Regions from separate parts of the Homo sapiens genome. Here regions 2 and 3 are each linked to region 1. A link is a contact called in ENCODE Hi-C or POLR2A ChIA-PET data. All regions are on one chromosome and are shown on one strand. Each heading gives the region's core, a stretch centred on a gene start or an enhancer-like site at or near the end of the contact. The rest is flanking DNA. Distances are from core to core; before and after follow the strand shown. Region 1 overlaps DNAJC8 (DnaJ heat shock protein family (Hsp40) member C8). Region 2 holds the start of GMEB1 (glucocorticoid modulatory element binding protein 1). Region 3 overlaps RPA2 (replication protein A2).

The links. A loop is a pair of places that touch in the nucleus more often than their neighbours do. ChIA-PET counts read pairs that join two places held with the same protein, here RNA polymerase II (POLR2A). Pooled maps may share reads with other maps.
Region 2: a pooled map shows a loop between it and region 1 (2.4-fold over the local background). The contact joins the promoter of GMEB1 here to the enhancer-like site in region 1. A Hi-C loop is called at or near these places in 1 of 50 pooled maps. POLR2A ChIA-PET finds 5 or more read pairs at or near these places in 2 of 52 experiments (WTC11 and activated T-cell).
Region 3: a loop to region 1 is called in a map with no recorded cell type, with 9 times the contacts of the local background. The contact joins two enhancer-like sites. A Hi-C loop is called at or near these places in 6 of 37 single-sample maps with no recorded cell type and 6 of 50 pooled maps. POLR2A ChIA-PET finds 5 or more read pairs at or near these places in 1 of 52 experiments (A673).

What each region holds. Positions count from the first base shown.
Region 1 is chr1:28,196,675-28,201,171 of GRCh38, reverse strand. DNAJC8 (DnaJ heat shock protein family (Hsp40) member C8) reads left to right here. Exons shown (of 9, transcript NM_014280.3): 9 at 1-894. Among named protein-coding and RNA genes, the nearest start is that of PTAFR, 22 kb to the right of the region's middle. RefSeq lists a silencer at 1,178-1,507 and an enhancer at 3,831-3,880. Within about 2 kb of position 1,454, at least 6 of the 41 ENCODE cell types and tissues checked have a DNase peak (open chromatin) inside an H3K27ac peak, as active enhancers do.
Region 2 is chr1:28,666,718-28,671,214 of GRCh38, reverse strand. It overlaps GMEB1 (glucocorticoid modulatory element binding protein 1), which reads right to left and starts at 2,431. Exons shown (of 10, transcript NM_001319674.2): 1 at 2,376-2,431. RefSeq lists enhancers at 1,190-1,249, 1,300-1,349 and silencers at 1,880-2,169, 2,180-2,289, 2,320-2,459.
Region 3 is chr1:27,888,558-27,892,905 of GRCh38, reverse strand. RPA2 (replication protein A2) reads left to right here. Exons shown (of 9, transcript NM_002946.5): 9 at 659-1,382. The coding sequence ends at 743. Among named protein-coding and RNA genes, the nearest start is that of THEMIS2, 18 kb to the right of the region's middle. RefSeq lists a silencer at 2,072-2,141. Within about 2 kb of position 1,250, at least 9 of the 41 ENCODE cell types and tissues checked have a DNase peak (open chromatin) inside an H3K27ac peak, as active enhancers do.

The sequences.
Region 1 (4,497 bases), core at 205-2,704:
ACTTCCACCCCAACATAGAGTAGTATTTGCTTTTTAGTCCATTTTGTTTTCAATACGATTTAATATCGATCAGAGTAATTCTTTTGTACATTGAAATGAGGGGCTTGGTTTAAAAAAAGACCTTTCCCTCTCCCTGCCCCTAGAACAACCAGTATTAGAAGGTGCCACCATTGGTGCTGCCTTCTCTTCCCACAGCCTGTAACTCAGTGTTTTGTACTTCACTGAATTGTGATGGTTAGAAACTTCGTGGATAGTTTGTGGAAATCATCCAATTAAACATACTGCTTAAAACAGTGTTGCTGTGACTTCAGAGACAAGCCTGGAAGGGGCACCTTAGGAAGCCCCTTCGCTTCAGTTGCTCGCTTCTGGGTGTGCTCCCTTCGAAGGCCCAGATAAGACAGGGAACACTTGTGAGCACACAGAGCAGCATCTGATGCCCTGTGGTGTTTGGCATGTGCCCCCTGTCTACTGACCAATCAGTGTGGCATGAGGCCCACGCCACCCAAACCTTTCACTTTCCAAAGAGCTAGCCGTCCTCCACCCAGTACCATGTCCTAGCCTGTCTGCATTTGTTAGTGGTAATATTCTTTATGTATAATAAATTTTTATACCCAAGCCATTGATGTACTTTTCCTTGTACTCTCCCTTGTGGGTCCCTTGTCTGGCTTGGCTGAACCCCAAAATGCTTTGGGGTTGGACAGACCTGGCTGAACCTTAGTTTCTTCATCTATGAAATGGGAATATGAATTACTGCAGCAGCTTTTAGGGCAGATTTGCCATGGCATATACAAGGTAACTACCATAGTGCTCCTTGGGTATTGCCAATATCCTATTATTTCTGTGTAAAATGAAGATACTGATTGTTTTGAGGATTAAATGAAGTAATATATGAAAGCGTCCAGCTCACAGTCTATGCTTAAATGTCCTGCTTGCTTTCAGGGACAGAATCAGCCCTCAGGAGGGGCCCAAAGTGAGAAGGGGAAAGGTGACACTTGAAATGTGAAGATACAGGAAACTAGGTGACTCAAAACTAGAGTTTTGCTTTTTGCAATGTCTTGTAGATGAGTAAACAGGCACAATGACTACGAAAGGCACCATGTCTTTTAGTATCATGAGAAGTGCAACTTTCATTTCTCTGTGGGAGAGGACAGAGGCTTGGGTGTCTTACTGTCCTTCCAAGTACCACTGAGCACATCCAAACCACATGTGAAGTAGAGCACAGTGATGAGTGGGTGGGTGGGTGGGTGTGCTTCTGGCTAAAACTGGACCAAGGCAGGGGGAGAAAATGTTTAGTTGCCCTGCAAAAGTGATACATGCCGTGAGGTAATGCAGTCCTGACTAGGGGGGCAGTGATTATCTTTTCTAGCCAAGCAAAGCCAAGCAACCCCATTTCAGTCCAGGATGTGGGTGCACACACCGCTTCCTTAGAGGTTAAGTGGTGGTGGTTCAGTTCAGCTATCTGCAAACTTACCTTTGCCCTCAAGGAGGCTGTGCCAGCAATTAGCTATGGGTGTTAGTTCTCACACTGCTATGAAGAACTACCTGAGACTGGGTAATTTATAAAGAAAAGAGGTTTAATTGACTCATGGTTTCACAGGCTTTACAGGAAGCATGGCTGGGGAGGCCTCAGGAAACTTAACAGTTGTGGCAGAAGGTGAAGAGGAAGGAGGCACGTCTTACATGGCCGGAGCAGGAGGAAGAGAGCGCAGGGAGAGGTGCTGTACGCTTTTAAACAACCAGATCTCACTATCTGGATAGTGATAGATAAGAACTCACTATCACAAGAACAGCAAAGGGGGCGGCCCCTATGATCCAAACATATGGATCATATGACCTCTTACCAGGTCCCTCCTCCAACGTGGGGGATTACAATTGGGCATGAGATTTGGGTGGGGACACAAATCCAAATCATATCAGGTGTGTTTATTCATTGAACAAATATGCTGGTTTAGAAATACAGTGGTGAACACTGCAGGACCCCTGTTGCCTGCCTCACAGCTGGGGCACACGGGCAAGAAGACTGTCCACTGCTCCGAGAAGGGGGCCCTTGATCTCATTTTTAGCAGCCAGGGAATGTTTCCTGAAGAAAGTGGCCCTTTTAAAAACTGGAACCCAGGGGCTGATGCATCAGTTAGGAGTGTTTTGGCTGCAAGGAATAACTGGCAAAAAGAATTAGAGGAATATTTTACTTCCATAAGTGGAGACAGGTGGTTTCAGGTATTGTTCATGGTGGAATCATTCATTCAGTAATACCTCCAGGGAAACAGGCTCTTACTATGCTTCTCCGTCCTCTGTGGAGGGTTTGGCATCTCATAGTTGCAAGAAGTTTCTAGCACCACATCTTATAACAACTACCAAACAGAAATAAGTCATCCAGGGAGCAAAATTTTTCCCAGAAGATGTCACTGGTTAGAAAATGGGTCACAGGGACCCCTCTTGGTAAGTTTGGCTGGGAGAGCTGCGAAGAACAGACAGGCAATATACCAAGCCTTACTCCTTGGGATTGGGCACCTGTTTCCAATAAAATTAAGTTGGTAAAGATGAAAGAATGCCTGCTGGAAAGGCCGGGTGGGGTGGCTCACGCCTGTAATCCCAGCACTTTGGGAGGTCAAGGCAGGCGGATCACAAGGTCAGGAGATCGAGGCCATCCTGGCTAACACGGTGACACCCTGTCTCTACTAAAAATACAAAAAATTAGCCGGACGTGGTAGCAGGCGCCTGTAGTCCCAGCTACTCGGGAGGCTGAGGCAGGAGAATGGCGTGAACTCGGGATGTGGATCTTGCAGTGAGCCGAGATCGCGCCACTGCACTCCATCCTGGGCGACAATGAAACTCCGTCTCAAAAAAAAAAAAAAAGAATGCCTGCTAGAAACAACAGTGTCTGGCACAGAAGGGGTGGGACTTGAGGGAAAGGTGTTTCAGTCAGAGAGAGTGGCATGTGCAAAGGCCCAGAAGGTAAGAGAATAGCCCATTCATGGGACTGAACAACATTTGTTATGCTTAGAGCACAGACGTGAGGTGAGATGAGATCAGGGAGATCGTAATGGCATATTGAGGAATTTGGGTTTCAGTCAGGACATCGTATTTTCCTAGATGGACCAAAGTCTTCCCACTTACTTTCTGGCACATTTTAGTGACAGACCCACTGGGAAGATCAGCAGTGGTCCCAGCCCATTCTCATAACCCTGCTTGGAGCAATCTCTGTGATGACGTGGCTGGGGAGAGGAGTGTATGCTGGGCATTGACTTGAGGCAGTACAGTCAAGACCGGCCTCCAGGGTGGGGCTGTGGCTATGGCAGTGCCATCCTCTCCCACCCCTTCATCCATGAATAGGTTAAGGGGAGCTCTCTGGGTAGGGAAGGCTTGCTGGAGGAGTGCCAGGGCCCAGAAGAAAATGAAAGGCTGGATGAGCCACTTTTCTTGTTTTCTGTAAATAGTGGAGCAGATAGGCTCCCCAGCTGTGGAGCCAACTGCTGGCAAGAGGACCTTTGTGGGCAGAGGTGAGGTGGAAGGAGCCAGCCAGGTATGGGTAGAAACCCGGCATATGGGCCAGTAACATCAACTCTGAGCCTCAGCATCCTGGTATGTAAAGTGGGAACTGCACCTTTAAAATGAAGTGTAGGCTGGGCGTGGTGGTTCATGCCTGTAATCCGAGCACTTTGAGAGGCCGATGCAGGCAGATCACTAGAGGTCAGGAGTTTGAGACCACCCCGGCCAACATAGTGAAACCCCGTCTCTACTAAAAATAAAAAATTAGCTGGGCACGGTGGTGCAGGCATGGTGGTACGTGCCTGTGTCCCAGCTACTTGGGAAGCTGAGGCAGGAGAATCACGAACCCCGGAGGTGGAGGTTGCAGGCAGTGAGCCAAGATCTTGTGCCACTGCACTCCAGCCTGGGTGACAGAGCGAGACTCCGTCTCAAAAAAAAAAAAAAAAAAATTGTAACCACTGAAAGAAAGCATCAGCTGTTGTTGCCTTCGGCATTCCAGTCACCTGAACGCCCGCAACCCTATGGCTGTGGCTTCTCAGCTGCTTCCTGGAGCAGCCACAGCCAGCTTCACTTTCTGGCCCCTCCCGCTTCCCTGGGGCCCCAGTGGAAGTAGGAAGAAATGTGTGGGAGGTTGTGGATGGGTCTGGGCCTGCTGTAAGGGTGGAACTCAAGGAAACAGGATTTGCCCCTCTAGATTTCCTTCTCCCTCTCCCCAACCTCAACCTAGCACATCTGGATCATCTGCCTCTTGCTGGAGGTTATCAGTGCTTCTCACCATTAGAACTGGGGGCTCGGAGCTCGACAAGGGCCCTGTGGAATGAGTGCAAAAGGGCGTGAAGTCACCCACCTCCTTGAGTTTTCTGCTCTACCACTCATTAGCATTGTGTCTCTGGCAAATCATTTCCCCTCTCTGGACTTTAGCTGCCTCCTCTGGTAAAATGAGGGTAAAAACACCGTCTCCATTCCTGTTTTGCAAATTAGTGAGATTCTGTTCATTATAAAACAAAT
Region 2 (4,497 bases), core at 1,182-3,681, 470 kb before region 1:
GTTAAAACTTTATTATTACTTGAGGCCAAAACTCCTTGATATCCCCTTTATTTCTTCTCATGCATTCAGTGGGTGATCCATAGTGCTACAAGATGTAATGAGGTCAACAAGTAAATTATGCAGAAACACTGAGGGAAGTATCCAGAGGAGGTGAAATTCTAAGTCACAGACTGGAGACTATTATGTAGATGTTTGAGGGAGCGATGGGATAAGAGTTATTTGGAGTCATCCCGCTACAGTCCGGTGGACTTTGGCTTAGGGCAAGACCAAAATACTGCCCCCACAATAAACCCAATGAAGCTGAGTAGAAGCTACCTATACAATGTATTTGCTGAAGTAAATAGGAACCCAAAAAAAATCATTTAAGTAAGATATTAAATATACATCCTTGATATAAGGCTCTCAAATTAGGAGACGGTGCAACCATTGAATAAGTTTCCCCCGCCGGGCGCAGTGGCTCACGCCTGTAATACCAGCACTTTAGGAGGCCAACGCGGGCGAATCACAAGGTCAGGAGATCGAAACCATCCTGGCTAACATGGTGAAACCCCGTCTCTACTAAAAACACAAAAAAATTAGCCTGGTTGGGCCAGGCGCAGTGATTCACGCCTGTAATCCCAGTACTCTGGGAGGCTGAGGATGTGGGATCACCTGAGGTTGGGAGTTCGAGACCAGCCTGGCCAACATGGTGAAACCCCGTCTCTATTAAAAATACAAAAATTAGCTGGGTGTGGTGGCGGGCGCCTGTAGCCCCAGCTACTCGGGAGGGTGAGGCAGGAGAATCGCTTGAACCCAAGAGGCGGAGGTTGCAGTGAGCTGAGATCGCGCCATTGCACTCCAGTCTGGGCAACAGGAGTGAAACTCCGTCTCAAACAACAACAACAACAACAACAAAATTGGCTGGTGTGGTGGCACGCGCCTGTAGTCCCAGCTACTCGGGAGGCTGAGGCAGGAGAATCGTTTGAACCCAGGAGGCGGAAGTTGCAGTGAGCCACCACTCCAGCCTGGGCGATAGAGTGAGACTCCGTCTCAAAAAACAAATAAATAAATAAATAAATAAAAAGGGTCCCCAAATGCACTTTGGTAACTATTAGAAGAGGCAAGGAGGAAGAAGATAATCCCTCAAGACTAGAATTATGTCTGACAGTCTCTTTTCCTAAAACCCGTCTTGATTGGCCTAAACAGACACCAATCAAGGCCCCATCTGTGTCTACTAGGAAGTGGTTTTGAGATTTCTCTCATCTTGAGAGAATCCAGGGCTGCGCCTGCTCTGCTGTCTAGGTCAAGACTTCACCCTCTTGTCTTGTGGATCATCCTCCAAAGACCCTCGGGTTGAGATTTTGCCTTCATCTCTCCTGCCCCTCAATTAGATAACACCTGGCCAATTCCTGTCATTTCAGAAAGCGGGAACACCTTAAGCATCTTTCCTCAACGATCTCTGCTTCTCTCAAAAAGATAGGTTTCTCCATCCCCTGACCGAGCGGGTTACTTTGTTCTCCACCTAGACATCAAGAGGCACCTAGACACCTTCCATCCCCTCAGGTTTGGACGCTGCTCTTTCGTACTTCAGGAGGCTCTAGGAGTCTTCCTACCACGCGCTCATCTGTGGGGAGACCTGGGCCTGCTCACTTCCCCTTAGAGCTCCTCTTCCTTCCCTGCCTTTGGAAAAAACCTGCCCTTTTTTCCCTTGTTCTGAGTGGCCGAGGCCTCTACCGCGCCCCTCGGGATAAGCTGGACTCTGCTCTCCTCAGAAGAACCCACTCTGTACTCTTGCTCTCCCGCCAAGGCTCCGAGAGGGTCTCCTCCCAGGCGGGCATCCGGGCTTCCAGCACCTATCGTCCCCCTCCCACTGGGCAGGACCCAGGCCTCCAACCAGCTCCTCATCCAAGGGCCCGGTGCTCCCCGGACCCCGCCTTTGGGGATACCCCAGGCTCCCCGGACCCCTCGATGGGGTCCTGGGCGCCTGGCCCTCTCAGTCCGGAGTCACTCCGGCCCCTCCTGGCCCCTGAGCCGAGTACTTCCGGGCCCCTCGGTCCGGGGGCGCCGGGGCCCCCCCAGTGGTGGACTCGCCGGTTCCCGCCGCCCTGGTCTGGGGCCCGAGCCCCGGCGGCGCGGCCGGCTGCGCTGGGGGCGGCCCGGCGGCTCGGGCGGACCCAGCGGCAGCGTCCCCCCACCCCCCCGCGGCGCCGCGACGTCCGCTCGCTCCCCGGCGGCGGCGGCGGCACGCACAGGGCGTGGGGAGGCGCCCGCGGAGGCAGCAGCCCCCCGCCCCCTGCGCGCCCGCCCGCCCTCGCCGGCCGCCGCGCGGCCCCCGCGCCCGCCCCCCCGCCCCCACCCCACCCCGCGCCCGCGCGCCCACCCCTCCCCCTCCTCACCGTCTCCGTCGGGCGGGCGGGCGGCGAGCGGCCAGGGCGGGCAGGCGACGGAGCATGCGCAGAGGCCGCCACGGCAGCTACCGCCACCGCCGCCGCCAGGCCGGGCTTCAACACTTCCGGCCGCCGCCGCCGGAGAGCTGGCGCCTTAAAGGGGACGCGTCCCTATTGCCGGTCCCACCGAGGATTAACCTTAGCCAAGGGATTTGGGCCTTACCTAAGCAGAATTCTTTCGCCCTTGAAAATCAGTGTTGGAAAGGTCGCTAGAGACCCCAGTAACTCTCCTTCCCGCACTCATAGATGAGGAAAATAGGCCCTAAATGAAAGAATCACCTCAACCACAATTGAGGGCCAAGCTAGCTTTCTCGACTCCTCTGGAGGACTCTACTCCATTTACCTCCCCAAATCCTGTTTTATGAAGTTTACATCTTATCGGACCCTTCAAGTTACAATCCAGCTATCAGTTTGCAATCAGAAGATCTGCATAGATCAGTAACTGGTCACGAGTCCTTGAGCAAGCCCTAAGCATTGTCTGACCCGTGCCTGTTTGCCAAGTTTTTCCTGCTTGTGAGTTTCTGGGTTGAAGTCTTGACTCCCCTGCTGGAAGTGTAAACGACTCTGGAGGAATTTCTTGACAGCTCTAAACCTGTTTCCGATAAGACATAATGTGAGTGCTAAAGAAGGTGATACCTGCATGAAAAGTGCTTCAGAGAGTTCCTGGGGTCAGTAATAGTAATTAACAAGTATTAAGACCTTTATTTTTTATTTATTTATTTATTTTTTTAGACAGAGTCTTGCTCTTTGGCCAGGCTGGAGTGCAGTGGCGCGATCTCGGCTCACTGCAGCTTCAGCCTCCTGGGTTCAAGTGATTCTCCGGCCTCAGCCTCCCGAAGAGCTGGCACTAGAGGCGCGCGACACCACGCCCGGCAATTTTTTTTTTTTTTTGTATTTTAGTAAAGACAGGATTTCACCATGTTGGCCAGGATGGTCTCAATATCTGACCTCATGATCCACCCGCCTGGGCCTCCCAAAGAGCTGGGATTACAGGCGTGAGCCACCGCGCCCGGCCGTATTAAGACCTTTCTATGGCCAGGTGTGGTGGCTTACGCCTGTAATCCCACACTTTGGGAAGCCGAGGCGGACAGATCACTTGAGACCAGGAGTTCGAGACCAGCCTGGGCAACATGGTGAAACCCCGTCTCTACTAAAAATACAGAAATTAGCCGGGCGTCGTGGCACGCGCCTCTAGTCCCAGCTACTCAGAAGGCTGAGCCAGGAGAATCACTTGAACCCGGGAGGCGGAGGTTGCAGTGAGCCGAGATCAGGCCATTGCACTCCAGCCTGGGCAACAGAGTGAGACTCTATCTCAAAAAACAAACAAACAAAAAGACCTTTCTATGGCCTATGGCTTGGTGAAGATGCTTCTGTCTTGTATAATCCTCACAGCAACCCTACTAAGTAAGTTTCTCTTTTTTTTTTTTTTTGAGACGGAGTCTTGCTCTGTCGCCCAGGCCGGAGTGCAGTGGCGCAATCTCGGCTCACTGCAAGCTCCGCCTCCTGGGTTCACACCATTCTCCTGCCTCAGTCTCCTCAGTAGCTAGGACTACAGGCGTCCGCCACTACGCCTGGCTAATTTTTTTGTATTTTTTAGTAGAGACAGGGTTTCACCGTCTTAGCTAGGATGGTCTCGATCTCCTGACCTTGTGATCCGTCCGCCTCAGCCTCCCAAAGTGTTGAATTACAGGCGTGAGCCACCGCGCCCGGCCCTTCTTTTCTTTTCTTTCTTTTTTTCTTTTTTTTGGTGGGGGGGACCGGTCTGGGTTGATCTCCCAGGCTGAGTGCAGTGGCGGGATCTCGGCTCACTGCAGCCCCAGCCTCCAGTGCTCAAGCAGTCCTCCTGCCTCAGCCCCCGGAGTAGCTGGGACCACAAGCAGGAACCACCATGCCTGGCTAATTTTTACATTTTTAGTAGAAATGGGGTTTTACCATGTTGCCCACTCTGGTCTCTAACTCCTGGGCTCAAGCAATCCTCCTGCCTTGGCCTCCCAAAGTGCTGGGATTACAGGTGTGAGCCACCATAATTGTTTGTTTATTGATTGATTGATTTGGAGACGGAGTCTCGGTC
Region 3 (4,348 bases), core at 1-2,500, 310 kb after region 1:
GTTACTATAAATCAATTGACCTGCCAGGCCTAGATAGATAAGAAATGCTCAGGGCTGATTCCATTTCCTGTCCTGTAAAATTAGGATAATAATTCCTATCTCAGAGTTGCGTGCTGATGAGGTAGAGAACTGCTGTTACTTAGGTGCTCTGTAGATTGTGGCTATTAAATACGTTACTGACACTAACCCTGAGGACCTTGAAGGGTTTGAAGGTTTCAGAGTGTTTCCTTTGCTTCCCACAACTTTACTTCCCTGAGAGGGACCAACGGGGTTTCAGTGTGTGGCTGGAAAAGGGGGACTTTTAAAGACAGTGGTTTCTACTAGGAGATTTTGTGTGCAAGTGTGACTACAGCTTTAGATCCTTGTTTTCCTGCTTAGACTGTATTTAAGTGAGGCCCTGTTGTCTTTCCTTTGCACAATTTGGGAGAGGGATCCAAGACAGCCCTAATAGCCATTGTCTCCATGAATAAGCTCTGTTTTGCTATTTTACTGGCATTTCTCCCTGTGAGAGCTTTCTATGTGCAGAATACTTGTGAATTCTTAGCTAAGGTAGAAAGTTGGGAGATAAGCGAAGTTTGCATATTTGGCCATATCCAAAAGGCAGTTTCCTTCTGAATTGGCCTGAAAATGACCTTTTTTTTTTCTTCTTTCTTTCTAGGCAAGCTGTGGATTTTCTGAGCAATGAGGGGCACATCTATTCTACTGTGGATGATGACCATTTTAAATCCACAGATGCAGAATAACTGGATCTAACTGGGTACCTGAGATATTTTACAGCTGGACCTAGTTTCACAATCTGTTGTCTCCAGCTCTGCATATGTCTGGCCAGGGGGCTTCTAGGAAGTAGGTTTCATCTATCAAATGTCTCCTCTGACTTCCTTTTGAAACTTACTGCTCTTCTGTTTTATTTTGTTTTGTTTGAAGCTCAGAGGGAGATGGGCAATTGACAGGGATGCAATCCAGGGTGGGATTTCTTGAGGAAGTTACAAATAAGCTTGTTACAACATCAAGATAGATGGAATTGGAAGGATGCTACCAGGAGAGTACTTACATAGTGCTCAGGAGTTTCTCTTCTTAAAATGTTTACTGCTGAAAGATGAGCAGGACCAGGGCGTTATAGGCAGAGCCCTAGCCGAGAAACCTGCTGGCCTCTGCCTGTTTTCATTTCCCACTTTGGTTGTGTGGCATTACTTTCAGAATTGCACTTTCCTGCTTGTCATGACTTTTTGACACACTTGCCATGACGTGTGTTTCTGTGAACATGAAGTTCTGCGGTAGTGCCTCCAGGGGCAGAGGAAAAGAAGAAGTGTTACTGCATTTTGTACAAAATAAATACAGTCATATGTTTAATAAAACAGTTCTATTGTAGTAACTTGTAAAAATTCTCGTTTTTCTTTCTGAGCAGTGTAATGACCACTTTATCATCTGAGGCAGTGTAACATAGTGAAACTTGGATTTGAATTCTGGCTTTCCCACTTTTTAGTTAGAATCTTGAGCAGGCTATGTCAGCTCTGAGAACCTCCATTTCCTCATTTACAAAAAGAAAACGTTATTTCCCCTGGGTTTGTTGTGAAGATTGAAAAAAACATAGTCTGTAAAGCGTCTAAATCTAGTATTGCCATTTAAAGGGATTATATAATGGACTTTAATGTTGACTCTTTGGCAGTGTGTGATCATGTAACTGAATCAAATAGCTACCCATTTGGCCTCAAGATGAGACTTTCCAAAAGCCTATGGTCATTTTTTGGCCAACTTGATTGGCTGTTTCTTACAGAAAAAGAAACTAGTTCAATGATGTTTTTGACAACTCCTGAAAGTAATCTACATCTTGAATAAAAGAACCAATTTTGAGATAAAGTTAGTGAGACGTAACATCCCAATAAGAATTCTCTGGCCGGGCGCGGTGGCTCACGCCTGTAATCCCAGCTCTTTGGGAGGCCGAGGCAGGCAGATCACAAGGTCAGGAGATCGAGATCATCCTGGCTAATTCGGTGAAACTCCATCTCTGCTAAAAATACAAAAAATTAGCCAGGCAAGGTGGTGGGCGCCTGTAGTCCCAGCTACTCAGGAGGCTGAGGCAGGAGAATGGTGTGAACCCGGGAGGCAGAGCTTGCAGTGAGCCGAGATTGCACAACTGCATTCCAGCCTGGGCAACAGAGCGAGACTCTGTCTCAAAAAAAAGAATTCTCTGCTTTAACTCTGTTTCTAAATGAGATCTAGCAGCTGTGTAGAGAAGGCTCCACCTACTTGGTTTCTAACAGTGGATGAATGTATGGTTGTTTTCTATACATGCAGAGTTGTTAACATCTGCGGAACTATGCAAATGTGTAAAACTCAGCCAGCATGTTCATTTGCAAGTGTGTTCCTTCTTGGTTATTTTCTCAAAGAACAATGACTAAAAACAAGTAAAATCGTGTATTTGAATTTGGAATATATGACGGGATACTTTTATGGTTGGTAAACTTCTCTTTCTAGTTATGAAGCTGGGTGCCCTCAAATGGGCAAAGCGGTAGCAGTACTTGTAGGTGGAAGTGGTTTTCTTTTTTCTTTATTTTTATTTTTATTTTTTTTTAGACAGAGCCTTGCTGTGTTGCCCAGGCTGGAGTGCAGTGGTGCAATCTCAGCTCACTGCAAGCTCCGCCTCCCATGTTCAAGTGATTCTCCTGCCTCAGTCTCCCGAGTAGCTGGGACTATAGGCGCATGCCACCATACCCAGCTAATTTTTGTATTTTTAGTAGAGACAGGGTTTCACCGTGTTAGCCAGGATGGTCTCGATCTCCTGACCTCATGATCCGCCCACCTTGGCCTCCCAAGGTGCTGGGATTATAGGCGTGAGCCTGACCGGTTTTTTTTTCTTTTGATAAAAATCAGATGACGACTTAGCAATTAACAACTGCTTGTTAATTTAGTGCTTATTGGATACCTGCTGTATCAACCCGTAGGTCAGGTACTAGGAATATAAAGCACAATAAGAGATTGGCGTCACGGGACAGGCTGGTTCAGCATTCCCAGCAGCACAGAATAGTTGCTCAGTGGTGCTGGATTCCCTGCCATCTTGCCATTTCCACAGTCTCATGGGGGTTGTGTGATTTCTGACCGCTGCTGGGACCTGTGGGATGAGCACAGGCAGGAGAGCCAGCCAGGCCACTTCTCAGAATGAAACTCCAGGCTTTGTAGAGCTTCTGCTCTGCTCAGGCAGGACAAACTTGCATCTTGGGCATTTGTGGTCCACCTGATAGGTCACATGTACAGTGTTCTCTTGGCCCATTGTTGAGATAGCCGTGTGACCCAGGTTCTTAGAAACCACCAGTGTCACGGCCTAGCAATGGGTCCAGCCTGCTCATAGGAGAATCCCTACATATACAGGTGGGAAATGAGGCTCCTTGGAGAATAGTACTACTTTATTGGGTTTAACTAGAGGAAGGCCACTAAGAATTAGTATCTGGTGTGGATTAATAGATTTGTTTTTAAAAATGCAGTTGGCGGAAGGGAAGTCCAACCCATTGATAAGTTTTTGAGCATCCATCTCCAGGTTATAGTCATTTGTTTAGCAATTATTTATGTCTACTACTGTATTGGTATGTTAAATATAATCATTCAAAGGTAGAAATGAGAAAGAATATTAAAAATCAATATGGGGCCAGGCACAGTGGCTCACACCTATAATCCCAGTACTTTGAGAGGCCAAAGTAGGAGGATCACTTGAGGCCAGGAGTTTGAGACCAGCCTGGGCAACATAACAAGACGTGCCATCTCTAAATAAATTAAAAAATGTGAAGGGATGTGCTAAAAATTACTTTCTGTCTCCCAGTGATCATCTTGTGTTTCCCTAGGGCTGTGTGCTCCCCACTTTGGAGACCACTGCCTAGGGGGAATCCCTAGTCCCATTATAACACCCCACCACCCTGTGGCTTATTCCAGGGGTAAAGAAAATAAATGCACTCTGAGGCTGGTATCTACCTCTAGTTGGATCCCTGCTAATCCTCATTGTTCTGACGAAACGGCCAGACCCAGTGGCTCACGCCTGTAATCTCAGCACTTTGGAAGGCTGAGGCGGGTGGATCACCTGATGTCAGGAGTTAGAAACCAGCCTGGCTGACCGGGCGTGGTGGCTCCTGTAATCCCAGCACTTTGGGAGGCTGAGGTGGGAGGATCACCTGAGGTCAGGAGTTCAAGACCAGCCTGACGAACATAGAGAAACCCCATGTCTACTAAAAATACAAAATCAGCCCGGCATGGTGGCTCATGCCTGTAATCCCAGCTACTCGGGAGGATGAGGCAGGAGAATCGCTTGAACCTGGGAGGCGGAGGTTGCGGTGAGCCGAGATCGTGCCATTGCACTCCAGCC